Regions from separate parts of the Homo sapiens genome. Here all the other regions are linked to region 3. A link is a loop called in an ENCODE intact Hi-C map of the cell type or tissue named here. Cell type or tissue: CD4-positive, alpha-beta T cell. All regions are shown on one strand. Links, peaks and the distances in the headings refer to the core of each region. The heading gives the core; the rest is flanking DNA.

Evidence for each region. Peaks named below come from ENCODE experiments on the same cell type or tissue, not always from the same donor. Only the 100,000 strongest peaks of a DNase experiment are listed, where the experiment ranks them.
Region 1: it touches region 3 in a loop (10-fold over the local background); 25 of 110 quality-filtered maps call a loop at or near these places.
Region 2: it touches region 3 in a loop (6-fold over the local background); 3 of 110 quality-filtered maps call a loop at or near these places.
Region 4: it touches region 3 in a loop (23-fold over the local background); 7 of 110 quality-filtered maps call a loop at or near these places.
Region 5: a loop joins it to region 3, with 3 times the contacts of the local background. A loop is called at or near these places in 26 of 110 quality-filtered maps.

Annotation. Positions count from the first base shown.
Region 1 is chrX:70,196,258-70,202,842 of GRCh38, reverse strand. DGAT2L6 (diacylglycerol O-acyltransferase 2 like 6) reads right to left here. Exons shown (of 7, transcript NM_198512.3): 2 at 3,462-3,572; 3 at 2,961-3,031; 4 at 2,384-2,588; 5 at 779-953. Among named protein-coding and RNA genes, the nearest start is that of DGAT2L6, 22 kb to the right of the region's middle. In CD4-positive, alpha-beta T cell, for the core only: no CTCF peak of the experiment used is centred there; no DNase peak of the experiment used is centred there.
Region 2 is chrX:69,535,492-69,542,076 of GRCh38, reverse strand. No RefSeq gene overlaps it. Among named protein-coding and RNA genes, the nearest start is that of NALF2, 34 kb to the right of the region's middle. In CD4-positive, alpha-beta T cell, for the core only: CTCF peaks have their summits at 3,437 and 3,640 (motif pointing left); a DNase peak (open chromatin) is centred at 3,636; H3K4me3 peaks cover 532 bases.
Region 3 is chrX:70,432,221-70,438,706 of GRCh38, reverse strand. GDPD2 (glycerophosphodiester phosphodiesterase domain containing 2) reads right to left here. Exons shown (of 16, transcript NM_017711.4): 13 at 6,253-6,400; 14 at 6,046-6,128; 15 at 5,767-5,795; 16 at 5,326-5,673. The coding sequence ends at 5,621. LOC105373244 (a long non-coding RNA gene) reads left to right here and starts at 3,414. Exons shown (of 3, transcript NR_171576.1): 1 at 3,414-4,028; 2 at 4,459-4,852. RefSeq lists enhancers at 2,808-3,308, 3,296-3,375, 3,396-3,495, 4,356-4,465 and a silencer at 3,956-4,205. In CD4-positive, alpha-beta T cell, for the core only: a CTCF peak has its summit at 4,724 (motif pointing right); DNase peaks (open chromatin) are centred at 3,366, 4,126 and 4,726; H3K4me3 peaks cover 1,718 bases; H3K27ac peaks cover 470 bases.
Region 4 is chrX:70,327,488-70,331,487 of GRCh38, reverse strand. KIF4A (kinesin family member 4A) reads right to left here. Exons shown (of 31, transcript NM_012310.5): 8 at 1,967-2,083; 9 at 1,156-1,331. Among named protein-coding and RNA genes, the nearest start is that of KIF4A, 39 kb to the right of the region's middle. In CD4-positive, alpha-beta T cell, for the core only: no CTCF peak of the experiment used is centred there; no DNase peak of the experiment used is centred there.
Region 5 is chrX:70,285,786-70,292,347 of GRCh38, reverse strand. PDZD11 (PDZ domain containing 11) reads left to right here and starts at 2,421. Exons shown (of 7, transcript NM_016484.5): 1 at 2,421-2,488; 2 at 2,994-3,093; 3 at 3,835-3,918; 4 at 4,175-4,231; 5 at 4,518-4,616; 6 at 5,012-5,072; 7 at 5,232-5,753. The coding sequence starts at 3,007. The coding sequence ends at 5,266. It overlaps KIF4A (kinesin family member 4A), which reads right to left and starts at 2,244. Exons shown (of 31, transcript NM_012310.5): 1 at 2,198-2,244; 2 at 1,770-1,910; 3 at 1,543-1,657. The coding sequence starts at 1,889. RefSeq lists a silencer at 2,264-2,443. In CD4-positive, alpha-beta T cell, for the core only: no CTCF peak of the experiment used is centred there; a DNase peak (open chromatin) is centred at 2,357; H3K4me3 peaks cover 1,833 bases; H3K27ac peaks cover 597 bases.

The DNA of each region.
Region 1 (6,585 bases), core at 1,098-5,097, 230 kb after region 3:
ATGGGAGCCATTGGATTATTTTGAGAAGTGACATGATCTGACTCATGTTTAACAGGATCATCCTGGCTGAAGCTGGGAATAGACTCTTGGGGTGGGGGAGGTGGGAATAGATACAGGAAGAGCAGTTAGAAGTGTTGTAATCAACCAAGGGGAGAGATGGTGGTAGTAAACCAAGGGGTGGTAGCCTAGGTAGTAAGTGGTTGGATTCTGCAGGTATTTGGTAATTATATGTGCATGGGTCTGTCTTCTTCCATATTGGACTGTGAGTTTGCAAGGACCAGGTCTTATTTACTTTTATATCCTAAATGCCTAGTACTATGCCTGATATACAGTGGGTGTTCCGTAACTGCTGAATGAATAAGGTCTATTTCTCAAACCAGATTGTATGCTCTTTGGGGTCATGTCTTATCTTTTTGATCCTCACGGTATCAAAGCTAGTGCCTCCCTTGCAGTTGGTAGATTCTTAGGGCCTCTCAGTTAACAGGTTGATATAGAGTGAAGCCCCGCTTTCCCAGACCTCCAGCCTACCAGGCCAATGGGCAGAAAGTAAAAGGTTTTCTTCTGCTGTTCTTTCTCCAACTTCAAGTAAGAAAAGTGCCCACTGAAATGTATCTGGAGGCCCAAACATCCCTAAGGCACAATGTGAGGGGGTAGACAGAAGGAATTAGAGTGAAGATGGGGGCCCTCTAACAGGTGCCCAGGGAGGGCACCATTCTGGAGAGGGCTACAGAGGGCCTATGGCACCCTGACAACAGAGCACTAGAACCTTGGAACCCACCCTGTTTGCAGTGCCATCTTCACAAAACCTTTACGCTGCTTGAGGAAGAGAGTGGAGGCTCCTGGTCGGCACAAGAGAGCTTCAGCAGCTCCACCCACCACAATAACCACGGCATTGCCTGAGCCTTTCTGGGTCAGCAAGTACTTCAAGGCTGAGCTACTCACAGGGCACACACCTGTGAAACCAAAGAGTCAAGTGGTAGAAAAACTTCATTCCTGAGGATGGGGTAAGGGGTTTTCCCAGGCTCTTCCTTTTGGAGACAGTTCTTCTGTTTTCTGACTATTGCTGTTTCCACCTTTCTGTCTCTGACCTTCGTGTCCCGGGTTATGACTGCCCTAGCCTAAGATTGGTCCTTAGGGTCAGCTGTTTGCCTTGGGGGTCTGTGCTTCTGCAGTTGGGTCTATACTGAGCTCCTCTGCCTCCTACCATCCATAGCCTACTGCATTTCAGATCAATAGTATCTAAGCCCACCTCATCCCTCTCTACCCATGAAGCACAGCCATCTTCCACTCTGCCCAGCCTGACAACACTGGAGATCCTCCAGAGTTCTCTCCTCCAGGGGTAATCGAGACTAGCCACCACCAACCTGCTTCCTCCCTAAGAGTAACCTGCCAAAGGGAAGCCAATGGCTGGGGTTTCTGGAGAGTAGGCAGACCCCTGAGCCTGACCAAGCCAAACTGAAACGTAGATGAATAATGGAATGTGAATGACACCCTGTTGTTTAACAACAATCATCTAGCCTTTCTCACTTCTGTCTCCCATCTTTGCCCTGCGCTCACCTTCTATTGTCTACTGTGATGGCAGAAATTGCCTCCAGACTCTAGCCATTGAGAAGTATTCCTGCTCCAGGGCCATGCTAACCTCAGAGCAGAGTAGAAGCATCCTCTGGGACTCTAGTGGTCCCACCTGGCCCCTCCACAGAAATGTATCTTACCTTTGGATGTTTGGCTTCAGTTGTTTTCTGGTGTCCAGAAGGATGACTATTTGTCCAGAGAGAGAGACATTTGTCACAGTGCCCTGACTTGAAGCTGAGCATGGGGAAGTTGTTCTGGATACTCTGATGAACTCCTATCCTTTATCCCTTAGTATTTTATGCAAGTGTGAAGGGGTTCCAGGGAGATAAAAGTCATGGACCAGGAGGGTTTTAGCTAGTATGATAGACTTCAAAATGTTTTTAAGACACCATGGTGTACAAATGACCGGCCCAAAGAGGCCAGCTGACATCCTAGAGAGAGCCTGGTGAAGTTCGCCTGAGCTATCCCATTCACACCTGCTTTTCCCTGGATTTGTGTTTAATTCTTGGCTTTCATCCTCGATTTGCACTTTGGCATTGGTCCTGAATTCCAGCCTTCTGGTTCTCCCTCTGAAAAAAGTCCTGGTGACTCCTATGAATGCCTATAATTTCCCCTGCTGCCCAATCAAACCCTGCTCCCTAGATCTTGGACAGAAACTAATGCTTAGCCACATACTCCTGTTACGGGCCCAGGGTGTCCTGGACTTATTTTCTATCATGTACTCTTCAAGCAGGTAGTGATTGTCAGGACTTATTGGGGTTGCACCTTTGAAGTAGGTAAAAAAATAGAATTAATTATTTCTTATACTCACCCATTGACATCACATATTCTCGCACAATTGGGATCCAAAATATCCTTTCTAAGGTCCCTACAAAGGGAGTGATGGATGGGAAAATCCGAGCAATGCCAGTGGCCTCAGTGGCAAAGTTGATGAAGACACCAAAAGAGAGAATGCCATGGGGGTGATTGGCAATGATGTAGTTGTGTTTGGGAGAAAGATCATGAGTCTTCACCAGCTGTTAGAGGGAAATTGAGTCAGAGCATTGGCTACAAAGAAGGAAGAAACCACGTGTGGACTAAAATCCCAGCAGGTAGCCTATGTTTCCCTCTGGGAGCCCCAAATCCCTGTTCACTAGGTTGTCATCATTGTCATAGGATTGCCAGGGCTCACGATGGTCAGAGAGGCTGACCTGGGTTTGCCAGTGAAGGAAAGGCTGCCATCCACCTGTTTCCCCACCTGCCCATCCATCTTGGGCCCTTGCTTTGCATTATGACTCGGGGCCTTGACCTTCGCTGCTGACCACCAAAGCCTCTGAAAACATGGAGCTGAGTAGGGAGCAAGGGTCTGGGCAACAGGGACTGAGGGCACCCCGAGGAAGAGTGGTCACCTTTACTGGGAAGTAATTTCGGAAATACTTCCATAGGGTCCAGTTTCGTACCCAAGCTGAACGCCTGCCACCTGTGGGTACAGAAGGGAAGGGAAGAGTACACAGGGCATTGCAGTCCCTCTACCTCTCCCAGAGGAGGAGAGTTCTGCCTGCAGTCCTCAGGTCACGTGAGGGGCCTCCTTCTGACACCTCAGAACTGTAAGTACTGTCCCTGAATCCAATCCCCAAGACATAGGAAGCCCCTGCTCCTCTAGAGCCGACCAGAAAGGTGACAGGAAAATAGTCTGAAGCTGGGGGCACCTGCCCAGAGACCTCAACCTCATAATTCTTCCTGAGCTACCTGGTAGAGACCTCTGTCCCTGCTGAGCTTTGCTCTCCCTTCTCCCTCCCCTTCCTTCCCCTCTCCCCTACCCTTGGTTCTCCCCCTCTCCCTCCACCTCCCTCTCCCTGTCCTTCCATTCTTGGCCCAAACAGGACCACCATTGTGCCCCTGTCTCTTACCTTGACTGTGGGTGTTCCAATCATAGGTGAGCCAGGCTAAGGAGAGCACAGCCAAGGGCCAGAACTTACTGAATAACAGAAAGTAGGGTATAAGGAGAATGGGAATAGCTCCTGGGGAGACACAAAGGGTTCAAGCCTTTCAGTTCCCTTCAAGTTTTAGTATACTTCTCATAACCCCGGCCTCTGCTCTACACTACAGGAGCAGGGCTAGGCTGATGTGGGACTCTTCTCTCCTTCTCCCCTCTTCCCCAACCCCTCGCCCTCCATTTGTCTCTGCTGTGGTCTAGGCAGGCCTCTGAAGCCCCTGGATCTGGGTCTCCTTGATGGCCAAACTCTCAATTGAAGAAAGAGCAGAACCATGAAGTTGAGGTCAAAGGACAGCACGGCTTGGTGAATGGGAAGAAGAGCACATTGGGCTGGTAGCTGAATCCCCATTCTGGGACCTCTGGAAATTCTTTCTAAAAGCTTGACCCTCTTTCCTGTGCTGAACTGATAAGTCTGCATATTCCAGCAGGGAGGTTACCCGCAGTGTACAGGCTGTTTGATGCTGAAAAGTAAACACGGATTAAAAACCACTCCACTTTGGGAGGCCGAGGCAGGCAGATCACGAGGTCAGGAGATCGAGACCATCCTGGCTAACACGGTGAAACCCCATCTCTACTAAAGATACAAAAAATTAGCCGGGCATGGTGGCACATGATTGGAGTGCTACTCGGGAGGTGGAGGCAGGAGAATCGCTTGAACCCAGGAGGTGGAGGTTGCAGTGAGCTGAGATCGTGCCATTGCACTCCAGCCTGGGCAACAGAGCAAGACTCCGTCTTGAAAAAACAAAACAAAACAAAACAAACAACAACAACAACAACAAAACTGCCCTACTAGGCCAGGTGCGGTGGCTCACTCCTATAATCTTAGCAATTTGGGAGGCCAAAGTGAGAGGACAGCTTGAACCTAGGAGTTTGAGACCAGCCTGGGCAACAAAGCAAGACAGTATCTCTAAAAAACCAAAAAAACAAAAAACAAAACAACAACAACAAAAAACACTTTACTGTGTTCATTTTGTTCCATTCAAAAGTATCACAAAGGTTCAGAAGGGGAAGTCTGTGTTAGCAAATGGCCATAGCAGGCTGTAACTGCAAACACGATACATGTTACAGCAGTGCGAATGAATTCCATTTAAAAAATCTGCATTCATGAGAAAGAGGGGCTAAGTATACATATGGTGAATAAAAAAAGACTTAGCTAAGGGAATGACTTCTTTGACCAGGTACCATGTCATAGCAGATAAAAGTTTCAGGGAAGAAGAAACTCGGGAGTTACCTACCAGTTCTTTGTCTCTTGCATTTTGGACATAAATGAAAATAGCAGGAAAAAGGCTGAGTGGACAGTGCTTTAAAAAGTCATGTTATGGAGTAGAAGAAACCTTTGTAATAGGCTGAATTGCCCTCATAAGCACTGGTCGAGATAGTTGTTGTAAGCATTCAAATTAGACAGGAAAGCGTGGTGGGAGGAGTTTTATGGGAAGCCTGCCATGGAGAAAAAGCCTTGCTATCTATGCCCTTCATCAAAGAGGAGAGTAAATTTGCCAGTTAAGCTTCAGAAGGAAATTCAGATAAAGTTAAATAAGAATAATCACTAATTAAAGTTAGCCTAAGTGTATCATTTCTTTTATATTTTGTTTCAAATAAATTTTGTTTGTTTCCCCAGTATTTAGAAGAGAGCTTGGCACACAGTAGGTGTTCAACAAATATCTGTAGACCAATTGAAAACGAAATAAGCAAATGTTTTCTCTTTTCAGTAGTAAACTTGATAATTACTATTTAGTCAGCATGTATAGTGTTATTTAAATGTGATGTTATTTTAAAAGCATAGACGGATTAGTTGTGTGCCTTTTATCTGATTCATTCATCCACCAGTCCTAAAGGCGGTCTAAGAGCCCTTACCTGGGTAACACCATCCCCCTTGTGGAACCTATTGGAACTGCAGATATGACCCGGCAGGAGACGAGGAACGTTTTTTTCAGAGCAAGGCTTCCAGACCCAGCCCGAGTGTCATCAGTGTCGTGCACGGTAACAAAAGTGGAATTTAAAGATATAGGAGAAATAGAAGCCAAATGTGGAAGAGCTAAGTCTCATGTAAAAAGAGTTCCGTGACATAAAGCAAGGGTATCTGAAGAAGGAATGATGAAGAACAAGCATTTATGTATGTGTGACACTCCCTTAGGTATTATGGCCTTGACACCAGAAGATGGTTCCAATTTCTCTTGTCACGTTCAAGTGAGGCGTCTTGGAGAGGGTTATCAAAGAGGAAGTTCACATAGGTAGGCTCCTAATTTAGTTTGTAGTGAAGATGGCCAAGCCATTCTAATATATGTGCACTGGGGGAAAAGAAAAGAAAAAAAAAGAAGAAAAAAAAACTAATATATGCGCATTGGTAGCTCATCATAATTTTAACTTGCATTTCTCCAATAGCTAGTGATGCGTAACAGCTTTTCATGTGCTTGTCTGCTTTCTGTATATCCTCTTTGGTGAAGTGTCCATTCAAATCTTTTGCCCATTTTTCAATTGGGTTGTTTTCTTACTGTTGACTTTCGGTAGTTCTTTATGCATTTTGGATATAAGTTTTTTTGTCTGATATGTGATTTGCAAACATTTTCTCCTAATCTGTGTCTATCTTTTCATTCTTGTTAACAGGGTCCTTTTTACAGCAAAAGCTTTTAATATTGATGAAGCCCAACTTATTAATTTTTTTTCTTTTATAGATTGTGCTTTTGGTGTCAAACTGAAAGAACTCTTTGTCTAACCTCATGTCATGAAGATTTTTCCCCTATATTTTCTTTTCTTTTCTTTCTTTCTTTTTTCTTTTTTTTTCTTTTTTCTTTCTTTTTTTTTTTTTTTTGAGACAGGATCTGGTTCTGTCACCCAGACTGGCGTTCCATGGCGTGATCTCGGCTCAACTCACTGCAACCTCCGCTTCCTGGGCTCAAGCGATCCCCCCACTTCAGCCTCCAGAGTGGCTGGGACTACAGGAGCATGCCACCACACCCAGCCAATTTATTTTGTATTTTTTTGTAGAGACAGGGTCTTGCTATGTTGCCCTGGCTAGTTTCAAACTCCAGGTCTCAAGT
Region 2 (6,585 bases), core at 1,147-5,146, 900 kb after region 3:
GTGCAGCCTTGATTGTGATTCAACTTGTCTGTGACTTCAGGTTGTCTTAGGAGGGATACTGGAATTGGTTTTTTTGTTCCTTTTGTATCTACTGCAGGATTTATTAAAACAAGATTTTTTTTTTCACTTAGATTCATGGTGTAAAATTCAAAAGAAATACAAAGGTATATATTGAAAAAAAAGCATGTCTTCTTTCTCTCCCAGCTACACAATTCTTTTCCCCAGAGGCAGCACTGGTCACCAATTTCTTGACTTATCCTTCCATAGATATTTTACGTCTACACTATATTCAGACATCCTTCCAGAGATATTCTATACAAATACAAATATAAGCAAGTACATGTGTGCGTGTTTATATTTCCCTTTTCCCCTTCCTACAGAAATGGAAGCATATCGTACACACCACTCTTCATGTTCTTTTTAATGATCACATAGTATTCCACTGTAGGTATGTGTCAAATTGATGACATTTCAGTTCTTTCTAATAGTTTCTATTATTCATGATGCTGTACATACATCACTTGGCAGAGATGTGAGTGTATCTTACTAGAATTGTTATTACTATTGAGTCCTTGAGCCAAATTTTAAACCCAACTTTGGGGCTGCAGGAGAGGATGCTCTGGAATGCCATGGCCTCATTTTGCCTCCCTTTACCATCTTTGCTGCTTCTCTTGACCTTCAAGTTGGTGTGACTAAGTGCCATTCTGGGACATTAAAGAGAAGGCAGGCAAAGGTTTCTGACTGGCCTGGTAGGGATCTCTTGAGATGTCCCCATTGGCTGACAATTTCTGCTTCATGATGTTCCTTGCCCCTTGTACCATTTAAGCAGTGGTGAGAGATGACAGACTGGTTTTAGAGGCCAGGAAGATAATGAAAACCCACGTAGCTAGCTGCATGTAAGATGACAAATGGCAAGTGACACCTGGCTTCAGTGTCAGGGACCAAATGGGAATTTACAGGACTGAGGCTGACCAGGAAAGAGCACATCCCACCTGAAGAGGGCGGATTCCATTCTAGGCAACAGTGGAGATCCAGGGCTGTCAGATCTTCTGAATATTTAAGGGGAAGTGAGAAATTTGAGTTTTATGTGAATTCTCCCCAATTTGTATATAATAATAATAGTAATAACAAACACATAGCATTTACTATGTGTCAGATACTATTCTAAGAGCTTTAGATATAACTCAACACTCATAGTAACCCTATGAGGTAGAGTACTATTTTTTAAATCTCCATTTTACAGATGAGCAAGATGAAGCACAGAGAGTTTAAGTAACCTTCCCAGAGTCACAGAGAACAAGTGACAGAGGCAGGATGCAAACCTAAGCTATGTTGTTAATGACTACACTATACAACCTCTTATAGAGGAAACCCAACTCAAATTTAAATACTGAATAGATCAACACTGCCAAGTTAAACAAAATAGCTCTGGAAGCTCCAGGTGGAGACTTCTACATTAGAAAGGGTTTGGCATGAGGCTGGCTGTTGCTCTGATGGTCCTGCAAACCTCAACATTGACTGAGTTCCCCTGCCATCATTCAGAGCCAGGCCAGGTGTCAGCATGGCCCAGGAGCCAGGTGAAAGCCCTTCACCTGGCTTCAGTCACATTGCCTGCTTTTTCAATCACTCTTGAGAACAGGGTGAGGGTACAGGGCTGGGGCCAGTTGACCTAGCTTTGGATCTTCAACAGATCATGAAACCATGGATGGAAAGCTGCTGGCACTGGTCTTAGAGTTGGAGTTCTTGGCTTCTATTCCTGGCCTTCTGCTCTGCATTTTGCTTGTTTATTTTGGGTGAGTGGATCTTTTGGCCTCCTCAAGCCTCAGTTTTTTTAATCTGTAAACCTAAATTAATTTCTACTGTGCATGGTTATTGTGAGGATTAGCAAGACACTGTGTGTATGTATACATGCAGTACAAGTGGAAAAGGGTATTCTAAGCAGCAGAGCTAATTTGGGGGACAGGAAGCTGTCATTTCCCAGAGGAAGTTACCCCAAGATGGAGCCAGGGAAGAGGAACTGTCTCTTCCTCTTATCCCAGCCTTCTCAGGGCTGTGTCTTTCATTCCAAGCTCTTTTGTCCACTAGGCCACAAATGAGCCATATCTGACCCTGGGCATTGATTCCAGGAGTCCAAGGGCCCAGGGCATCTTGAAATTAACCATCAGTGTTTGTCTGCCAATAAATCTACCTTTGCAATTTTCCTCTTCACCTGTATGCTTTTCCATGTTAATTTTCAGGTTTGTGTTCTGGGTTCAACAAGGCTAAGATCAATATAGGAGTCTCTGACCTTTCCTCAAGAACGGCTACCTACAGTCTTAGTATCTGTGAATAGCAGGTTCCTCAAGAAAAACAAAAACAAAAAACCAACCCAAGTGCTGAAAGTGAAACTCGATATTACAGAGAAGCCTGGTCATGCATGTCATCAAGCACTTTGTGGCAGGATGCTGTGTGCTCGTTGAGAATAAAGCCTCCTGCCTCCTGTACCAGCAGGAGGGTCATGAGGGGACAAGACAGAGGAGAAGAGGGAACAAGGAGATGGCAGGAGAGGACAGATCCTGGGAACAGGGGAAAAAGAGAGGGGCCAAAGGAATAAATACGGATGTGCTCTAGTGTTCCAGGGCAGGCAGGAATTGTGTTCTCTGCATCTCTCTAGTCTTGTGACAATGTGATCATGAGTTAAGGCTGTTCAAATAGATGCTATGGAGCCCTGTATAGAGTCTTACAGAGCCTCCCACTCTGTTCGGTTCCTGTTCTAATTCCTCTTCTACTCAGGGCAGCCCACCAGGGGTATGCCTTTGAGTCTGGATGTGAGTTGAAGTGAGTTGGCCAAAATGGTCAGAATGTGGAAGGCCTTGAACACCAGCTTTCGATTTTTTCCCAAACAATGGGAACCATTAGAGGGGCAGGATGCCAGGCCAGTGCTCCAGGAGGCTCCTGGCTCTGTGCGAAGGTGTCTGGGCTGCAAGGGCAGGAGGCTAGAGGCAGGAATGCCAGTTGGGAGGTAATGAAGATCTGGGCAGACAACAGCAGTGACGAAGGAGAGATCAGTTTAGGATATAGAATATATATATGGGGTGGTGGCAGATGTAATCTGGGACACATGGCAGGAGGGTGGAAAGGGCCACTGGAGGAGTCCCAGAAGATTGGCTTCTTGCTCCAGGGGCCGGGAGGAAAGGCAGGACTATTAACATAAACGGTGAATTGGCCCCTTAATGGCTCTGGTCCCTCCGCAGGAAAATGCTGCCCTTTCAGCCCTGAGCTCCCTTTAGTCCCGGGCCTGGCTGGACGGGACCGGCCGGCTCAGGGCTGCGGTCGCGAGCTCTGTCGTTGGGGTCCAGGGAGACTAGAGGCCTGAACGGGCTGAAAAAGAAGGGCGACACTCGGCCCCAACCCCTCCCGTGTCCCGCCCAGGCCCCTGCCTCTGGCCCGGCTGGTCGGAAAGCGAAGGAAGGTCAGAAGCGAAGGAGAGCGGGCTACCGCGGGCCGGGTTAGGGATGGGAACGGGCCTGAACGCGGGAGAAGCGCGCGAAGTGGGAGAAAGGAACCGACGAGGAAGAACCCGCTCTGCAGGCGCCCACGGACCCTAGCGCCAGGCCCAGTTCCGCGGCTGCGCCTCCGCCTCCCTGGTGCCTCCAGCCTGGGTAGGAGGAGCCACAGCGCCACCCAGCGGCCGGTGTCGGGGAACAGCAGTCAGGGCTCTTCCGTGGCCCCAGAAGAGTCGGGGAGCGGGGTGGAACAGGACAGTGGAGGGCCTAGAGGAAAGTGGGTACCAGCGCGGGCACAGAGTGGTTGATAGGCCCTCCGTTTACTTCACCTACCAGTCCATCCGGCATATGGCACCAGCTGAATCTTACTCCAGGTCAGCTCTCAAGCTCAACATCTTCCATGGCTCCCAATGGGTCACCATATAAAGCCCACACATTCCCTGGCCTGACCTTCACGGCCTTCTGTGTTTTTACCTCAGGCTATCTTTCAAGCTCATCTCTTGCCACCCACTCCACACATCCTGTACCACTCATTCCTGCTCAGATGAACCACCCACCACTTCTGCATCTACATCCATTCACTCAGTGAGCATTGACTAAGGCACTGGGAAGATAATAAATAAGACAGACAAGGTCCTTGTCTGCTCAGAGCTTACATTCAAATGGAGAAACAGGCAATAAACAAGAAAGCCAAAGTATAAACAAGATCGTTCCAAATAGTTACAAGTGCTAGATCATATAAAAAGCAGGGTGGTATGATAGAGTGTCTGCGGTGAGAAGGGCACTACTATACCTAGAGTAGCCAGGAAAAACCTTTCTGAGAAAGCGGTATCTGAGCTCGGACCTGATCATGAGGAGCATTGCAAAAGTCTGGGGGAATAACATTTCAGGCTGAGAAATGGCGTGTACAAAGGTCCTGAGACAGGAACAAGCTTAGCATTATCAGAGGAAAATAAATAAGGCAGGGTGGCTGTAGGAGAGTGAAGGGAATATGCTAGGTGAGGTTGGAGACATAGACAATCGGCAGGTCGTGTAGGGCACTGTGGGCCACGCTAAGGAGTCTGGAATTTATTTTGATTTAGATGGGAAACTAGGAGAGGGTGTTAGCCAGGGAGAGACATGATCTGGTTTGCATTTTTAAGAGATACTCTGAGTGAACTGTGCATGGGGTGCAAGACTGGAAGCAGGGAGACCAGTTAGGAGGCCATTGCAGTGGTCTATGAGAGAGTTGGTGGTGGCCTGGACTAGGTGGTGACAATGGAGGTGAGAGAAATGGTCAGATTCTAGAGGTATTTTGACCAATTTCTGTTCATATGTTTTCTCCCCAACCAACACAGGAGCTTCTTGAGCTTCTTCATGTCTGAATGAGTTTTGGATTCCCATCCTACACCCCTAAGCAGTTAGTTTCTCTGCGACCTGCCACAGTGAATGTAACAGGAGGTAATGGCAGTTGGATAGAAACTTGGGCATGGCGCAGAAGTTCTGAGACTTCCTTCTAGTTGCTCTAATGGGCTTCTCCATCTCCCTTTTCCCTACTTCACCCCTTAGTGTCACCTAAAAGAATCTAAGTATGTTTTGGAGGGAAGAAAACGCAGGAGTTATGGAGTTGCTCCTCTGCGCTACCAACTGGGCTCCATGTCTTCACGTAGATTACTTCATTTGGGTTAACTTATTTCATATTTATAAAAACATCTAATCCTATCCCTTCATTTTAGAGATAAGCAGATTAAGAACCCCAAAAGGAAAAGGGACTTTATGAAGTTGGGTAGAAAGGCGAAGTTGTCATAGCATAAAGCAGTCACTATTTTGAGTCCCTCATAGACCCCTCTTCCCATTTAACACCCAAATAGTGGTTGTCTACAACCATTTTGCTAAGGTCTTTTTCAGTCTCTTGTTAATTGTTAGCACTGCATAATCCCAATAAATCTCTGGGTGAAACTGCAGGTCTTGAAAAGGATTCAAGGTTTCATGAAGTCAATGAAAGTGATGTTGGAGACCCTCTCTAATGTCATGTAAAAGTCTTTAATAAATGGGGATTTGGCAGAGATAGGCCAGTTACCCCTGGCAGAAGAGAAAATTGACCTGGGTAATGACAGGATCAAGGCTTCAAAGAGAATGATTCAACTCTCAAAGGATTACAAGAGGTCCTTGGGATAATTGAAGAAGCTCTCTAATTTTGGAAAAACAAAACAAAATCTCTGCTTATGACTGTGCTGCAAAAGTCAATATTATCCTCTCATGTACTTTGGTCAGGAAAATTACATTATCCCCCAGTGCTTGACTCATTCTTTGTTCATTATAAGAATTAGTGCATATTTGTAATTATGTATACATTTATACATTTTGTACATTTTAAATGGAAACTAAAATATTTTCCATGTTTCCAATTTTATTTCTCAAGATGAAGTCCTAACCAAATCCTTTTCCCCTTTTCTTCTGCTCTACTGTGAAATGTTGGTCCCCATTTCAAGTGGATTCATTGTAAGTGGCCTTTTTCTAGCACCACTTATCCTCAAATAACAAGGACTTCATGTAGCCAAAGCCTTCTCTTCACCCGGTGGTTGTAAAGCCTGGCTGCACACTAGAATCACTTGTGGAGTTTTCTAAACAATGCTGAAGCTGGGACTCCCACCCCGGACTAATTAAATCAGACTCTCTGCTGGTAAGGCCAGAACTAAAACTCTCCAGGTGATTCTGATATGCTGCCAGGGCTGTGAGCCACTGCCATGCTTCTTCCTTGCCCATGCTGAGGCTGCAAGAGACAGGCTGTCTGCAGTTGGATTGACCTGAAGAGAGAGTGCCAGGGCCTGGGCCTGGGCCTGGCTGAGGGAGGGAGAGCTCAGAGAGGCAGCTGCAGGGTGATGGTAGCTTAGTCCAGGAGTGAAATGGTGACATATGGCTTGTAGAGCTACTTCCTTGGCACAGCTATTGTGCCTTTTACTCCCATAGCACTGTGGGTGTATTGCCTCCTCTGCTTTTGTATGTAGCAGGTTAGTGTGGGACCTGCAATCCCTCATCTCTCTTTCCTATGCCCAAGGCCAAGAGAACCTGGCTCCCTCCTCTTGGGCATGCAGTGAGACAAAAACTCTAATGTGCTGTA
Region 3 (6,486 bases), core at 2,487-6,486:
AGTGCCAGTCAATTGTTTTGGATTTGTCTTTTTCCTCATGGTGTCATTTATCTCGTTCCTTTATACAGTACTCTCCCTCTTATTCATGGTTTTAACTTGCCATAGTTTCAGTTACCCATGGTCAACTGCAGTCTGAAAATATTAAATGGAAAGTTCCGGAAATAAACAATTTATAAGTTTTAAATAGTATGCCGTTATGTAATGAAATCTTGTGCTGTCCTGCTCCATCCCGCCCAGGATGTGAATCATCCCTTTGTCCAGTGTATCCACACTGCATACACTACCCACCTATAAGTCACTTAGTAGCCATCTTGGTTATCACTTCAGAATAATATAGTATATATAGGGTTTGGTACTATCTGCTGTTTCAGGCATCCACTGGGGGTCTTGGAACATATTCCCCATGGATAAAGGAGGACTATTGTACCCTGTATTTACTGTAAACTGGAAATTAAAATAGAGGGAATCTTAAATAGGTTGGTCAGGGTAGGCTTCACTGAGAACGTGGCATTTCAGCAAAGAATTGAGGGAGGTGAGGAAGTGAGCCATGCAGGGGGAAGCCAGTGCAAAGGTCCTGGTAAGGAGTGCAAAGGTCCTGGTAAGGAGTGCATCCGACTTGCTCAAGGAACAGCAAGGAGAATCAAGTGGCTTTAACAGAGTAAGGGAGGGGAGAACGCCAGGAGACGAGATCAGAGATTGAATAAGGGACTAGATTGTGTAGGACCTTGTAGACCACTGAAAAGATTTTGGCTTTCCTCTCAGAGAGATGGAGTGCCATTGGAGGGTTTCGTGCAGAGAACTGGCATGACGTGACTTGGGTTTAGCAGGATTGGTATAGCTTCTTTGCAGAGAATAGGCCACAGGGGCGAGGGTGGAAGCAGTGAGACTAGTCAGGCAGCTGCTGAAGTGATCCAGCTGAGAGGTGGTTGTGCCTTGGACCAGTGTGGTAGCACCAGAGATGATAAGTGGTTGGATTCTGGGTGTATTTGGAAGGGAGAGCTGACAGGATTTGCTGACAGATTGGATACAAGGTGTGGTTCCAAGGATTTTTTGCCAGGACAACTGGAAATGTGAAATTGCCATCAACTGAGATGAGGACAGTTTTAGGAGGGGTCATTTTTGGGGGAAAAGGTCAGCTGTTCAGAAACGAACATGTTGAGTTTGGGATGTTTGTTAGATGTCCAATTGGAGATGAACACAGGCCCTGCCACCAAGGTGCTCAAAGTGAAAGAAATGGAAATATGGAAGCAGATCATTACCATACCTGTGAAAAGTGGTATTTCAGGAGGGTGTACAGAAAAGCAAGTTATCAGTTCTGCTTGTTGGGGGGAAGGGGACTTAAGAAAAGTTTCACAAAGCAGATGATATTTTCAGTTTTGTCCCAAAGGGTGACTGGGCGTTCATTAGACAGAAAAAAGAAATGTATTGTTTTCTGTACTCCTAGACTTGGCACACAGTGATTGCTCAATCAGACCCAATCCAGTCACTATTTTTGTGAGTCTGGACATTACTTAACCTCTCTGAGACTTGGTATTGTAATCTGTGAAAAGGAAATAATCACAGTGTTCTTGTGAGGGTTAAATGTAGGACACTTAGCACACCACGTGGTACATAGTGGGTTAGTGTTAATTATGGTCATATGAATGAATGAATATCTTCCTTAATGACCAAATCTAGGCTAGGCTGGTAACCCAGGAGCCTAGTCTTTTATATGCTTAACAGTTTGTCAATAGAGATTGCTAGACTCCTTTCAACCTCTGAACTGCTCTGATTGAAAAATAAGCATTGATAAGCCTCGACTGAATGGAGAGGGTCAAACTACCCTCCTCAGGCCCCTTCCTTACCCCCTTTTTTGCCCTATCCCCTTTAACAGGTTCCTTCCTCCCTTCCTCCCACCCTCTCTCTCTTCATTTTTAATGATTGTGAGCAAAATCCCTTCAGACTCATAGTGGGCTTCTCCTCATTCCATAGGCTCCCTGCCGCTCAGACCGGACTGGGTTGACAAGGCTGGGAGGAGGTCAGCCACACTGAGACACTGTGACACTTAACTAGGGAACCTCCCTCCCAACTGCTAGGGCTCCAGCCTGAGACCCCAGGGAGACAGTCGCCCCCTACGGACCAAAAGCGCCCCACACCGCTGCAAGCAGCTCTGGTTGCTAGGCAACCAGGCGATGGAGGACTTCAGGAACGGATTTTCAAGCAGAGAGACCATTTATCTCCCCTTCCACCGCCACTCCGGCTCCTTCAGCAAGTAGACGGGGTTGGGACCGCGCGGTCTGCTGCTGTCTGTCTGATAAGCTGGGCTCATTCTTGAAAATAGAGCTTCACTGAGTGACCTCCATATTGTGCGTGGTGAAACGATCACTCTTGCCCCAAATGTGGTTTCATCTGGGGGCTGGAGACTCGGGTCGATGAAGGTGGAAGTTTCTGATTTGCAAGGAGGGGAGGAGCATTGTTGTGGGTGTGCACCCTTAGTCAATGGGAATTCTAGAAAATTGAGCTTGCGTGGGAATAATTTTGATCAGTCCATCAAGATTTCCTCACGATTCCCAATGTATACATTAGGAAACTCTTACGTTAGCCCATTAAAATAAAAAGGTCAATGGGAATGACAATATATAAAGGATCATTCATACCTCATTGGGGACAAGCAGTGGCTTTCATGAATACGGTTTCTCTCCAGACAAGGGAGAGATCATGAGGTCTGTAAATCCCTGTGAGTTGGGACAGAGCTCAACAAAATGGAAAGAAATAAAAAGAATGGCGGGGTTGGGGGTGTGATAAGCACAGAATCTGGCAGCTTCTGAGCTCTGTGTCTGGTTTGGGGATCCCCAGCTCTGTGCCCCCTGTGTTAGGACCATGCTGAAGCACTCCATCCTTATGAAGGCTGTGGGGGACCAGAAATCCATAGCTTTTCCTTCTAGTAACCTAGCATTCTGGCCCAGGAGTGGGTCCAGGCAGGCCAAGGCCATGACCAAAACAATCTTTCCACTTGGGACGCATCTCTGCCTTCTCGGCTAGTACAACAGAAGCTTGATTGTGGCAGAGCCCCAAGCCATGGCGAGCTTAGGGGAGAGCTGTGCCCAGGAGTCTCCTCGTGGGGTTTCCCTCAAGAGTTCCAAGGTAGAGATACCAGGGTGAGGTAACTAGCATCCAGACAGCATCTGGCCCAGCCACTGCTCAGTCCACATCTCCACAGGGCATAGTGGCAGGGGACGCTTCTTGCTCTCTGTGTTTCCAAACTGAACTGGGTCGGGGCTGTGCTCCTGCTCTATTAATAGCCCCCTAGCCCAGCCTGCTAGCCCCAAACCCGGATGCCAGGAGCTGTGAGTCAGCAGCTAAAAATAACGAAGAGCAACTACATCCGAACCCCAATGAGCAGCTCCCCCGGGTCCTCCGCCCTTAAGTTTTTGTCAGTGTCAGTCTCCAGCCCAGGGCCCAGGGCCTATAGGTTAAACCGCTTTAGCTGTCCAGTTCTCCTGGGAAGAGAGTGAGGATTTCCGGTGGCAGGCTCAAGGCTGCGTACCCAAGGCTAGGGGCTAGGAGAAAGGGGTCAGAGGCTGGCGCTGGGTTGGGGGGCCAGACGCTGGGTTTAGAGGGCCGCAGCTGAGAGTGTGAGAGCTGAGAGGTTGGGGCTGCAGGGATGGAGTTGCTGGAGGTCTTCAGGGTGAGGTTGGGAGGTGAGGGGAGGAAGAGACTGGGCGATTGGGAAGGGACAGAAAAGTAGGGATGGGGGAGGAGGTACGTGCTGAGAGGTGACAGCCCGGCAGTACCGGGCAGACTGGGGGCCCTAGAGCTAAGGCTGGTAGCCAGCCTGAAAGAGAGGGGATGGATCGGGAACCAGGAAAAGTAAGGAAATGCTGCTCGAAAAGGCAGAGTGTAGGAGAGACCTGCCCGGTACACAGCGGCGTGGACTCCCAGGAAGACCAGGACCAGGACCGGATTGCGGCGTTCGCTCTCCGCGCGCCTCCAGCCTCCCCGTGCGTCGCATGCTGGCACCCCCGCCCACCGCGCCAGCTGCAGGTCAGGTACGTGGGCGCGGCCGGCCTCCGGAGCCGGAGTGTGCAGGGATGCGCACGGAGAGGGCGGGGCGGCCAGAAAGGAAAGGGGTGGGCCCGGGAGAAGGGGGCGGGAACACGGATTCAAACTCGCCTGCGTCCAGCCAGATACCGGAAATGGCCGGGGACTCACTGGGAATTGTAGTTCCCGCGGCTGCCCGGCAACCGAGGGTGGGGGGCGGGTCTTGTCCCGAGGATGCCAGTGCTGCCCCAGGTCCCAGTCTGGCGAGAGAGGAGGAACCGAGAACCCGACCTCCCTACCTGGCCGACTCCTTAGTTCTACTTCCCTCCGTGTGGAGATACGAACTAGGTCGAATGTGGGTGTGGCGGAAGACTGTGGGGTCACCACAGAGCCCCTCTTGTCCCCATTTTTGGCTTAGCCCCTCCCTTCTTCTACTAGACTCTTCATCCTCCGTCAGCTCCGCACTGGCCACCTTAGCTGCGGAGCCCAGGGACTCCCGAGCCGCAAACACATTGGGGAACTTGCTCCTCCAAGGGAAGGCTGGGCCGGAAATTGGACCCTGCGCGCAGCCCAGAGGAGCGAAAACTTGTGGAAATCGGACCTTGCCCTCGGAGTCCTGAGTCAAGGACACGAGTCCCCAAGCGGCACGGAAAACAGGTGGCATTCAGCAAATACGTCACGGCGACGACGGATGCGGCCCTCCTCTTGGGGCGGCCACAAGGTGGAGCTACAGTGCAACCCTGCACCGCGCGCCCGGCCTCCGGACGCCCCCGAGGTGGCTGCTCTCCTGCGGGCCTCCCGCGAGCCTCCCGCGAGTCCTTCATTGCCGCAGGTGATTCTCCTCCCACCTCCAACCCACCTCCTCCCATCTCCCCCTGATGGCCCCTCAAGGTCGTGTCCCATCCAACCGTAGATGGAAGGTGCCTCCTTTCCCCAGCCCCTGGGCCGAAAAGATTAGGCTGTGACCAAATGGAGATTACATTCGTTGAGTAACAGATTAAGACAAGATACAGGAACCAACCTGCCTTGAAGAAAAGGCTGCGCACAGCAAAAAGCCACCTGTAAGCACAGAATTACACGGCTAGACGGGCTCTTCAGCTCCTAGCCTCTAGGCAGGAAAACAGCTAAGCTGCAAGGGTCGAGGAAGACAGTACATCGTGGAGTGGCGATGGTGTCTCTATCATCTTACAGTTCTCCGGAAAAGACCATTTCGTTATCTCCTTCAGTCCCTCTTCCAAGCTATCCCACCCCGACACACCCTGTGCCTTCTATGCAAGAACACGTGCACACAAGTCTGAGACATTATCCGAGCAATCTCCCTTTTACTTCCTCTGTTCTAGTTTCATTTGAGGAGAAACTTCTCATTACTCACTCTCTTCCCAAACATCTCAGGTCAAAACCCCAAAGGGAGCAGATTCCATAGCAGCTTAGGGAATGCCCATCACCTGGGCAGAGGGCCCTCATGGTTCAAAACCTCCTGTTGGCAAAGCTCCCCCCACTTGCAACCCACCACCCCTGAAGCATTCCACTTAAGCCACTCTCCAACCCTTGCTGTTTGGGCAATGTAGACTGGCTTGGGTGGGGAAGCAGGGCAGGGCATTCACTCCATCATGAAATTGTTGATCCTTGTCAGCAGCACTGCTGTTTCTAAGCCTGGGGAGGAGGGGGAGGGTGGGTCATCTAGGGAGTTAAGCAAGGGGAAAGCTACAGGAGGAGAAACATGAGGTGAGGGGAGAAAGTTCTTACCAGTTTTCCCTCTCTTCTTAACAAATCTTCTGTGGGGAGAAAAGCTTCCCATTATGAGTTCAGCTAGCTTCAAGCAGGCCCTTCCAGCCCCCACACCTGCTCCCCCCAACTGCCTTTCCTACATTCAAGCCAATTTGATAGTATAAGGAAGGGCCTAAGAATCTCAAAGGAACTAAAGAGACCCCAAGCCTTGGGCAGCATATGTGAGTCTGAAGCAGCCTCATCACCAGGGCCCTGGAGAAAGTAAGGACCCAGAAAGCTGAGGCACAAAGCACTCACCTTTGGAGGAGGAAGGTCCACAAAAGCAGCATGGTGGAAACACAATTGGTAATGACCCATATGATTAGGTAGGTTTGAGGGGTCTGTGAAAATAGGAAAAGGCCCCAAGGGTAGAATGTCAGGGGAAATAAGTAAGGAAGAGAGGGACAGGGTTAAGGAAAACCAGGGATGGGAGAAGAGGAGAGGTGACAGTCCCAGAGCCCTTACAATAAGCCAGATAGGGTAACGCATCTGCTGCAGCAGCTGGCAGTCGTTGGTGGTGACCGAATCCACCCCTGCACACCAAAGCAGAGAGAAGAGCCAGGGCTTGTTCACTACAAATAGGTTCACCGAGACATTATCCTTATGCAATGCCCTGTGAAGGTGGGAAAGAAAATAGGGAATGTCCAGAATCATGGTGCACAGGACATGGGAGGCAGCCCCCTGCCTGTGCTTGAATCT
Region 4 (4,000 bases), core at 1-4,000, 100 kb after region 3:
ATGGTATTGCACATTTAATATACTACAGTATAGTGTAAATATAACTTTCTATGCACTGGAAAACAAAAAAAATTGTGTGACTCACTTTATTGCGATATTTGCTTTACTGTGGTGGTCTGGAACCAAGCCTGCAACATCCCTAAGGTAAGCCTGTACTCTTTCCTTGCTTTCTACACTCTAGCCACACTGGCATTCTTTGAGTTCTTCAAATGCACTATACTTCTGTCCTATCTCAGACCCTTCCAACACTTGCTATAAGCCAAGTACTGTTCTAAGTGCTTTACATGTATTAACTCATTTAACCCTCACAAAAACCCTAAGAAGAAGGTATTATTATTATTTCTACTGTACAGATAGGGATACCAAGGCACAGAGAACTTGCCCAAGGTACATAGCCAGTGAGTTATAGAGCTAAGATTTGAACATGGGTGGGCTAATTGCAGTGTCAGTGCTCCTGGCCACTATACAGCTGTTCCTATGTATATGCAGGGGATTGGTTCCAGGACCCTGTGCGTATACAAAAATGTAGATGCATAGTCCAGTCCTGCGGTCAGCCCTGCAGAATCCACATGTATAAAAAGTCTACACATGGGTTTCTCATCCTGCAAATACTGTATTTTTGATCTGTGTTTTGTTGGACCAAACTCCTATTGTTCGAGAATCAACTGTACTTTGCTACCTATGTTTCTTCTCTCTAGAACTCTCTTTGTTTTGTGCAGTGATTTATTTTCCTTCTTCTAGTCATGCCCACTTCTAATCTATTTTCTCTATACCTGCTAGAATGATCTCGCCAAAACACACATTTTATCATATCACCCTCCTACTTAAAACTCTTCAATGGCTCTTCATAGCTTTCAGGTTGAATTCCAAATTCTTTAACAAGTCATATAAGGAACTTCAGAATTTAGCCCCTGTCTACACCTCTCATCTCATCTCTCACTGCTCACTTCTTCATCAGTGAACTTTCCAATGCTACCCCCAATCTTAAATGGACAGCAAACACGTTAATAGGAGTTATTTTAAGAGGTCCCCGAACAAACATAATGCCTAACCAACATCTCTAAACTTCTGATAAAGAAGAAACTGAAAACAGAAGCTCTATCATTCCACTCACATACTTGTAATTTTTCCCATCAAACTTTAAGTCCCTTATACCTGTTGCTTTAGATGATTAAGTTCAGCTGTCTGGGGATCAATATTAACAATAGGTTTGTTCTTGATTTTTCTTGCTCTGTCAGCATAGCGAAGGGTATTTAATGTTTCCTCTAGATTGGAGTCAGCAGGACTCACACAGGCTATCATAAGAGTATGGCTATTACCTCCTAGAGAATCTGAAAAAGAACAATAAAGAATAACGAAAGGAAATGAAATCAAACAAGTAGGATATAAGCAAAGCCGTCCATTCGGGTTGGTGACTTAAAATTCAGAGCTATAAGAAAAAGTTCTTAGTGTTTTTTATATTGAAATAATAGGAAATGTATACATATCTAAGATTTCTGATGTAATATACATTTAAATCCTATTGCATGTGTCCCCTTTCTCAAAAGGGATTGTGATTTCAGCAGTTAATCAGGTTAAAACAACTGGGGCCTGGCCTAAGTAAGTTAGGAGCCACTAGTGGAATTAAACATTCTTAGGATGCCCCCTCTAGGTGGATTTTAACTCTCCAGGGAATTCTGCTTAGCCGCACTAATAATTAAAGAAACAGTAACCAAATTCACTTTCAGGTGTAAAGTACAAAGTACAGTTGGTGCACTACAGATTTCTTGGCTCTCAATGTCATATATGAAGATATTTTTCCATTATCTTAGAAACCTGCTTGCCAACAGCACTCTCTCGTATTTATCAATTAGACAACTGTGTATGTCATAGTCCAAATAGCTGGCTTTTTACCTATTTCATCTTTGCTGTCTCAGCACTATCATTTTGAGTTACTCTCTTATTTTTGGAGGCACTTTGGGCTTACCTTGAAGCAGTCGAGTCAACTTGGAATCTCTGTAGGGCACAAAGCCACCCTTTTTGTCATCTCCAAGAGCACTGATTACATTTCCCAAGCATAGGAGGCCTCGGTTAATATTAATACCTAATAGCAGGAAATGAAATTTAAATTGCTTGGTAATGCATCCAACATATACCTATGTTTCTTCTGAGAAAGAGAAAAGAAATAAAGACCCCATAAAAATATCGAGTCATCAATCTTGAGAAAACTTCTTAATCTTGTTCACTTTTTGGAGTGCCTCTTTAAGTAAAGGACAAAGGTCCAAATGTTGGATATGTATGATTGAGTCCACTGGCACTTCTTGCCCTTTCCCATGGAAACAAAGCAGATAGATAAATAACTATCACCATGACAACCATCTGTATAGTTATTTACTTTTTATATCCATTATGATAATCTTTAAATTAATGCTGTGAAATTGGATGAACAGGTTTTTTTTTACCATATCATCATCATTATTTTTATTATCATTCTCATTTTACAGATAAAGAAAGAAGCTCAGAGGTTAAATGACCTGCCTAAGGTCAAACAGCTAGTAAATGGTAGGCCTGAGATTCTATCTCAAGATTTTAGTCAAGTCCTATGCTCTTTTCATTATACCATAGTGAAATACCTTTCCTACTGTAGCTTTAAAAAAGATAAAGATTATTTTCCACTTTGGTTAATTCTGAGGTTTACTTCTTAAACACTGTAATAACCTCTGAAGTTCTGCTGAAGCAATTAACTTCCCATTATTAGGCTTACTGTGGAAAAGCTATATAGTATAATGGTTAAGTGCATAGTTGGTGTTAAAATAGACAGCTTACAATCCTGGCTCTGTCACTGACTAGTTATATGATCTTGGGTTAAGTTCCTTTATAAAATGAGGCAAATCTACCTACCTTATTGGGTTGTGGTAGGGAATTAATTAAGATACTATATATGAAGCAAAGTTAAATGATAAATAAATCATGCTATAGTTTAAATGTTTGCGTCTCCTCCAAAATTCACGTTTGAAACTTAGCCCCCAATGCAATAGTATTAGGAGGTGGGACGTTTAGGAGATCATTAGGCCATGAAATGTCTACCTTCATGGATGGGATTGGTGCCTGATAAGAGGACTGGAGAGAATTAGCTAGTTGCTTTTGCCCTTCTGCCCCTTCTGCCATGTGGGGACACACCGTTTATCCCTTTTCCCCATCTGCCATGTGAGGCTGCCAGGATGTCTGTCCTCACCAGTCATTGATTCTACTGGCACCATGACCCTGGACTTCTCAGTCTCCAGAACTGTAAGAAATAAATTTATATTGTTTCTAAATTACCCAGTCTAAGGTATTTTGTTATAGCAGCACAAATGGTATCATTATTGTTAGCTCTACTCTACCTTTTATATAGCCATCTTTTGAACATGAAACAATTATATTTATGAGATCCTGAACTCGAAATTCCTGACTGCATCCTACTATCCTTCCATTTCTTTGGATCCTGTTCTTCACCCTTTTTTTGGACTACCAATTTACTGACACTTTCTAATACTGTCAGTAGATCAGCCTCTTCTGGACCTTCAACTCTTACTCTGAACCCTATGGTTGAAAATTTCAATTACGTTTTCCTAAGAACTCACTGGACATATGATCTTCTACCATTCTCACCATGTCAATTCTCAACCATAGGTTAAACCAACTGTGTGCGTGTATGTTTATTTGTAGGCTACAATACTGAAGAAACAGCATAACCAAACAGATGAGATCCACTATAAACATGCTACCTAACCTTAGCTGAACCCTTGGTCAATTGATCATCTTTTCTTCCTCATTCCTACTTTACTAACCTTCTAATCTAACTAATCTAATTCACCATGGCAGCTATTATACAGACTCATCATTTTTAAGAATATAAACCTATCTTCACTTTCTATTGGTAGATGATTTCACCAAATACTTTATAGAGATGAAAGTTATCCACAAGGGCTCCCCAACCTCCCCTCTCCTCACCTCACATTCATTCTTTTGCTATTACTTA
Region 5 (6,562 bases), core at 1-4,000, 140 kb after region 3:
TTAGAATGGAGACTAAAGAGACAGCAAAACTAAATAAAACGTGATTTTGAACTAGATCTTTTTGCCATAAAATATTTACTGGGACAATTGGTGAAACTTGAATGGGGTTTCAGGAATAGATGGTAGTAATGTAGCAGTGCAAATTTTATTGTTTTGATGGTTGTATTGTGGTAACTTAGAAGAAAGTCCTTTTTTGTAGGAAATATACACTAAAGTATGGGGGGTTATCAGGCCAATGATTCATCTCAAATGGTTCAGGGAAAAAATGTTTTTTATGCTGTTCTTGCAACATTCTATACGTTTGAAATTATTGCATTAATATCTTAAAATTTTGAAACAAAAATTTCAGTGTTCCTTGAGCCATATCATTAAACAAAAAAACGTGAAAAAATATGTGAATAGCTGTTGCCTAGAAGAAGGCTTCTAAAGGAATGAACTAACATCACTGGGTAGAAATTACCAGGAAGCAAATTTCATCTCATTATAAAGATCTTTATAACATAATTAGACTTGTCCAAAACCCAAATCTCAACTGGACTACCTGTGAGTCAGTGAGTTCCCTGTCAAAAAAATTTTAGACACTGGCAGTTCACCTAACAGATATTGTTAGAACGCATTTTTCTTTGGATGAAAAACAAACTAGATGATATACAAATGTCTCTTTCAACTTTAAGGCACTAGCATGCCATGATTCTACTTCTTTTAAACGAACCTCTGTTTTGAATCTTGAATAACCACTGTATTAGAATAATAATTAGACATCTCTCAGGCACTGCTCCCTTCTTTAGAACCCTGCTATGGTCCTCAACAGCATTAAAGACTTAGCTTCCCCAGTAAAGATTATTAACTGGTGATAGTATTCAGAGGCTTTAGGCACTCCCCTTCTCCACCTAAAAGAAGTATACTCATTATTCAAGACCCATCTCAAAGTTTTCCCACTCTGTGAAATTCACCCCAAATTCCCCAAGCAGAGTTAGAGCCATCCTTTTGTTTTTCATACCACTTTGTATGAGAGCAGAGCTACTACTTCCATAGGACTGACTCTGTTGTATATTTTTAACTTGAAAAATTTTTCTTCTAAAAGATAGGTACAAAAAATTTAAAAATTTTTATATATTCAAAATTATTTATGTAGTCATCTATCTCCATTCCTATCCCCTGGACTTTGAACTCCTTCAGGGCCTCGAAGCTATATTATTTATCACCTGAATCCCTCAACAAGCTTTGCAGTGCCTGGGCCTCAAGTAGGTTGGCACACTTATCACCATCAGCAACCACCACAGAGTTTATAATCTAATGAAGTTCCAGGATAAACAAACATATACAAGTCAAAGATGAACAGAACCACATAAAGCAAATACAGAATAAAACTAGCTTCAAGGGTACAGAGACGTTGACAAATGTTATTAGGCTAAGGGCTTCTTGAAGGCAGGAATCATGATTCATCGATTCCTGTATTTGCAGTGCCCAAGCACAGTGCTTGGCACATAGTATATGCTCAAGGAATATATATGTTACGTTCGAGGAATCAAATCGCCTTACCTTTAAATACACCTTTTATGAGTGGCGCTACTGCTGTATTGAAGACTTCTTCCTGTTCAGTAGAGGGATCAAATACAAAATCGTAGGTGAAGGATTTATCTGTACCAACCACCACCTAGAGAAGGCACGGGACAAGGCGTAAGGTTAAAAATGAAAGGCAAGACCACACCCCTCGTTACCATTTGGCCCCAGCTGTTCAGACACAGGCTCTGGACTCTGCTACGCACCTGAGGCTCTCCGGGCACGAAGGAAAGGCACATCTGGCAGCCCTCGCTAATCTCTTTGGGGACCAGAGGGCGACAACGCAGCGCCACTCTTACGGGAATTCCCTTCACCTCTTCCTTCATGATCCTATCTCAGCACCGTCTCTGCGAGGGGGAAAAAGAAGGCTCGCTGATGAATGTTAGTAGGTCAGCAGGGGTGGGAGGGCGTCCTCCCCGGTTCCGACCCTCCTCAGCGGGAACACTGACTTGGGAGATTCACGCTCCATGACTTGGCCAGGGCTGGACCGCCCGTCAGCCCTGCACTCTAAAGAGAGTGCACGGGCTTCTGAAAGGCAAAGAAAAAACTCCAACGGGGACGGCGACAAAGAACCAAAGCCCTAGGGTACTGGGTAAAAACAGGTTCTGAGCTAAGGTGTGCCCCCGTAACTCACCAAACTAAATGTCCCTTCCCCGTTCTCCCTGGGCCTCCCGCCGCCCTGTCCCAGCCGGAGCTTTAACCGCCAAGTTTCAAATCCGTCCCGGAGACGCCAACCAATTGCAGTGCGGACTGCCCGAGGGCGGAGCGCGCACGTCGGCGCGCGCAGGCCGGCGCGGTGGGAAGGGGAGGGTCAGCTCGTTGCACCCTGGCCCGGCCTCTTTTCGACCCTGCGGAGCATCCGCTTCCGGTTCCCAGACTGAATTGTCAGTGAGCGGAGTCTGAGGTCGCTGTGGACTGCCCACTGGTGAGGTGGTGCGGCGTTTATGCGGCTGAGAGTGCGGGTCTCAGGCAGAATGTGGGGCGGGGACGTGGGAGGTGGCTGGTCAGGTGAAGGAAGGGTCGATCTAAGGACCCTACCATTACTAATCACATCTAGGAAATGTGGGGCGGTGCCTTGCCCCGAGTCCCTGCGGATAGTTAACACTCCCTTGGGCTTCGAAAGTAGATCTTTTTAGACTCGACCCTGATTTCCTCTTCTCCAGGTTTGAGACGGTAACATCTGTTTTGCAGGATTGTGAAAAATGAGGTCCTCTTTCTAGAGTACCTGACAGGTTGCTTGGCATCCAGAAGATGTTTAGCTAAGTTAAGAGTTTTCTTCTGTCTTCCTTCTCTCCTCCAACCTTAACACCTAGATATGGGCTGGGCCTGTAGACTGACTGCCTTGGAATGGGTTGGAGCTGCTGTCTGAAACTTGCTGGGCTGCTCTCCCTTTTGAACCACTTTTTGTCTGTTCTGATTCACTCTTCCAGGGCCTTGCCCGAGATGGACAGCCGGATTCCTTATGATGACTACCCGGTGGTTTTCTTGCCTGCCTATGAGAATCCTCCAGCATGGATTCCTCCTCATGAGGTGGGAACCATCTGTATTCCTGAGTAGGAGATTTTTTTCCCCGTGGGCATGAGATGATGCATGAAAGGTAGGATAGCAGGGTTAGAAGGCGAAACGGAGAGTGAATCTTAGCACTTGTAGCCAGAGGACCCAGAAGCTGGATTCTGAGCAACAGGACCCATTGGGAACTTCTTTATGGAAGCCTCCTGCTAGGGTCTGTTCACACCGGTTAATTCTGGAAATTTGGAGCCTTCATTTCCATACTGTTAAGAGGTTCAGCGCGGTGGCTCATGCCTGTAATCCCAGCACTTTGGGAGGCCGAAACAGGCGGATCACCTGAGGTTGGGAGTTCGAGACCAGCCTGACCAACATGGAGAAACCGCGTCTCTACTAAAAATACAAAATTAGCCGGGCGTGGTGGCACATGCCTGTAATCCCAGCTACTAGGGAGGCTGAGGCGGGAGAATTGCTTGAACCTGGGAGGCAGAGGTTGCGGTGAGCTGAGATTGAGCCATTGCACTCCAGCCTGGGCAACAAGAGCAAAACTCCATCTCAAAAAAAAAAAAAAAAGGTGAAGAAATGGGGAGCTACTGGGCTGCCCCAGTGCTATCCATCTACTCATTTAGTCTGTGTTATCTGTTCTACTTAAATTAAGTCTATGACCTTTCCTTTTCCTGACTTCAGGGTAATTCATTAGTGTTTCAGATGAAGGTAGGTGTGAAGTAAGACTGGTAAAATTTCTGGGGTTGCTGTGTCTTGCAGAGGGTACACCACCCGGACTACAACAATGAGTTGACCCAGTTTCTGCCCCGAACCATCACACTGAAGAAGCCTCCTGGAGCTCAGGTGAACTTATGAAACCTTATTTCAGGCTAGATTCATCCATACCACAAATTGGCAGTGTTGGGGGGATGGATTGGAAAGCAGGTGCAGATGTGAGGAAACTTTCCTTCTTGTGGACAGAAAAGCTGAGATAACACTTCTGCAACTTCTGACTTTCCTCTCAGGGACACACAAGCTGAGCTATTGTACGATGATGCTACTAGTTGTTCTTGTGTTTGTGGTCTCCATTGAGCCCCCATTCTGTGCTCTTGTCTTACAGTTGGGATTTAACATCCGAGGAGGAAAGGCCTCCCAGCTAGGCATCTTCATCTCCAAGGTATTTATGCCCAGTAGGCAATATGGATCGTTACTTCCCTTTGTTAAATTAACAGATTGCAGAACCCTAATGTCCCAAGGGCTGAGAGGATGACTCTGGATTCATAGAAGGGGTATAATGGAGACACCCCCTTTCCCACTTAAAACTTTTCATTTGGCAGGCCATCTGTCTGCATACATTGTCACAGAAAAACAATAGCACCATACATTTGAATAGCACCGAATTTCACTGACAGTCTTCTGAAATTATCGCATCCCAATCACATGTATTCTCTCTTTACCAACAGGTGATTCCTGACTCTGATGCACATAGAGCAGGACTGCAGGAAGGGGACCAAGTTCTAGCTGTGAATGATGTGGATTTCCAAGATATTGAGCACAGCAAGGTGAGCACAGTACTTGGGCTGTGGTGCTGCAAGAAGCCATCTCAAATAGGACAGATTGGACAGGAGTAGCCTAATCTGTAACTTAATAAGAAAGCATTTTGCTGGGCACTGTGGTACACGCCTGTAATCCCAGCTACTTAGGAGGCTGAGGCGGGAGGATCACTTGAGCCCAGGAATTTAAGACCAGCCCAGGCAACGCAGCAAGACCCTGTCTCAAAACAAACAAACAAACAAACAAAAAGAGAGAGAGAAAGTAAGCACCTCTCCTGGGAAAGTACAGGAGGGAAGCAGCTATTAGTGACACACAGGTTGGAGTGGCAAATCCCTTTCCCCCTATTATGATTCTGTCTTGGGTCATATCTCTTCATTTGTACAAGCTGCTGTGTTCCTTCCAGGCTGTTGAGATCCTGAAGACAGCTCGTGAAATCAGCATGCGTGTGCGCTTCTTTCCCTACAGTAAGTGCCACTTTCTTTTTTCACTTTCCTGACAGGGCCCTAAGTAAGAACTCTTTAAATACTGATGACTAGAGGCCCTACAAGTTGGGGATAGGGAATCAGGAGCTCAAGCGTGAAGATAACCTGCTCTGTTCCTCCTTTTCTTCTTCTTTCCTTCAGATTATCATCGCCAAAAAGAGAGGACTGTGCACTAGAAAGTTGCAGCCCACAGCCCTTCATGTGGACTCTGTCATGACATGCTAACTAGACTTCAGGGGAGCCACTTCTGTTTTCAGCCCCTCCCTGGAATAGTGAGTTGGGAGGATGGGGAGACAGCTAACCAACTGCATTACCCAAACCATATTGCACTTTTAGTTCCCTAGTTTTCTAGGTGAGCTTCATTCCCTGAAAGGAGGATGATGATATCTAGGCATAACCTAGCCTGTGAGGAACCTAGTTAGGAAAGACAACTGACATTTATTGAATATCATGCACTAGTCCCTTACATATGTCATATTTTAATTATAGAAATCAGTAGCAAAAAGAATCTTGGGGATTTTCCATCTGACTTCCCTGGCCATCTTATCCCATCCTTGCACTACCAGAAGATTCATACACTTTTGAGACTCCAGTGAGACGCTGTTTTCACCCCTTCCTCCTCCTAGCCTCTCTCCCAAAAAGTAAAACACAATGCTGAAGAAATATTGGTGTGACTTTTGAATGTTACCGATTGGATGTAAAATGCTATCGAGGGAAGAAAAAGCTCTTCCAAAGAGAGGAGCCACTGGAAGGAACAGAGCAATACTATACCTTCCTCGCAACTACCTGTGATGTCTGACCAGAACATTAGCAAGGCCAAGGAACTTTAACCACAGTATAACTAAGAAATGGCATAGAGTGAGGGGCACTGAAAGAAACTGCCCGTTCCCCTAGGAGCTTTGAGCATTTCTCTGCAGGGGACAGTAGTAATATAATTCTCTCTTCTCCTTTCCCACATTCTTTGATCTGGAACATAAACTAAGGAAGGGGCTTAGATGCATTTCTTTTCTGAGGCAGCAGTAAGAAATTGGTTCACAGTTTCCAACTTGTAAGTTGAGTAGTGCTAACTGCTGACTTCTCCCTTTTCTTCACCCCAGCCCCAAATAACATTCTGCCATGTTCCTAGATCTTTAGTTACCAATCCACCATTACAAGATTCCTAGTCATGCCTATGCCATCGCCACTGGCATGTTTAAAATACCCATTTGGAATTGAAAGTTTTCTAGTGTGAGGCTGGGCGCGGTGGCTCATGCCTGTAATCTCACCACTTTGGGAGGCCAAGGCAGATGGATAGCTTGAGGCCAGGAGTTCGAGAGCAGCCTGGCCAAAAAGGTGCAACCCCATCTCTACTAAAAATACAAAAATGAGACAGGTGTGGTGGGACACTACCTGTAGTCCCAGCTACTCGGGAGGCTGAGGCAGGAGGATCATTTGAACCCTGGAGGTGGAGGTTGCAGTAAGCCAAGATGGCG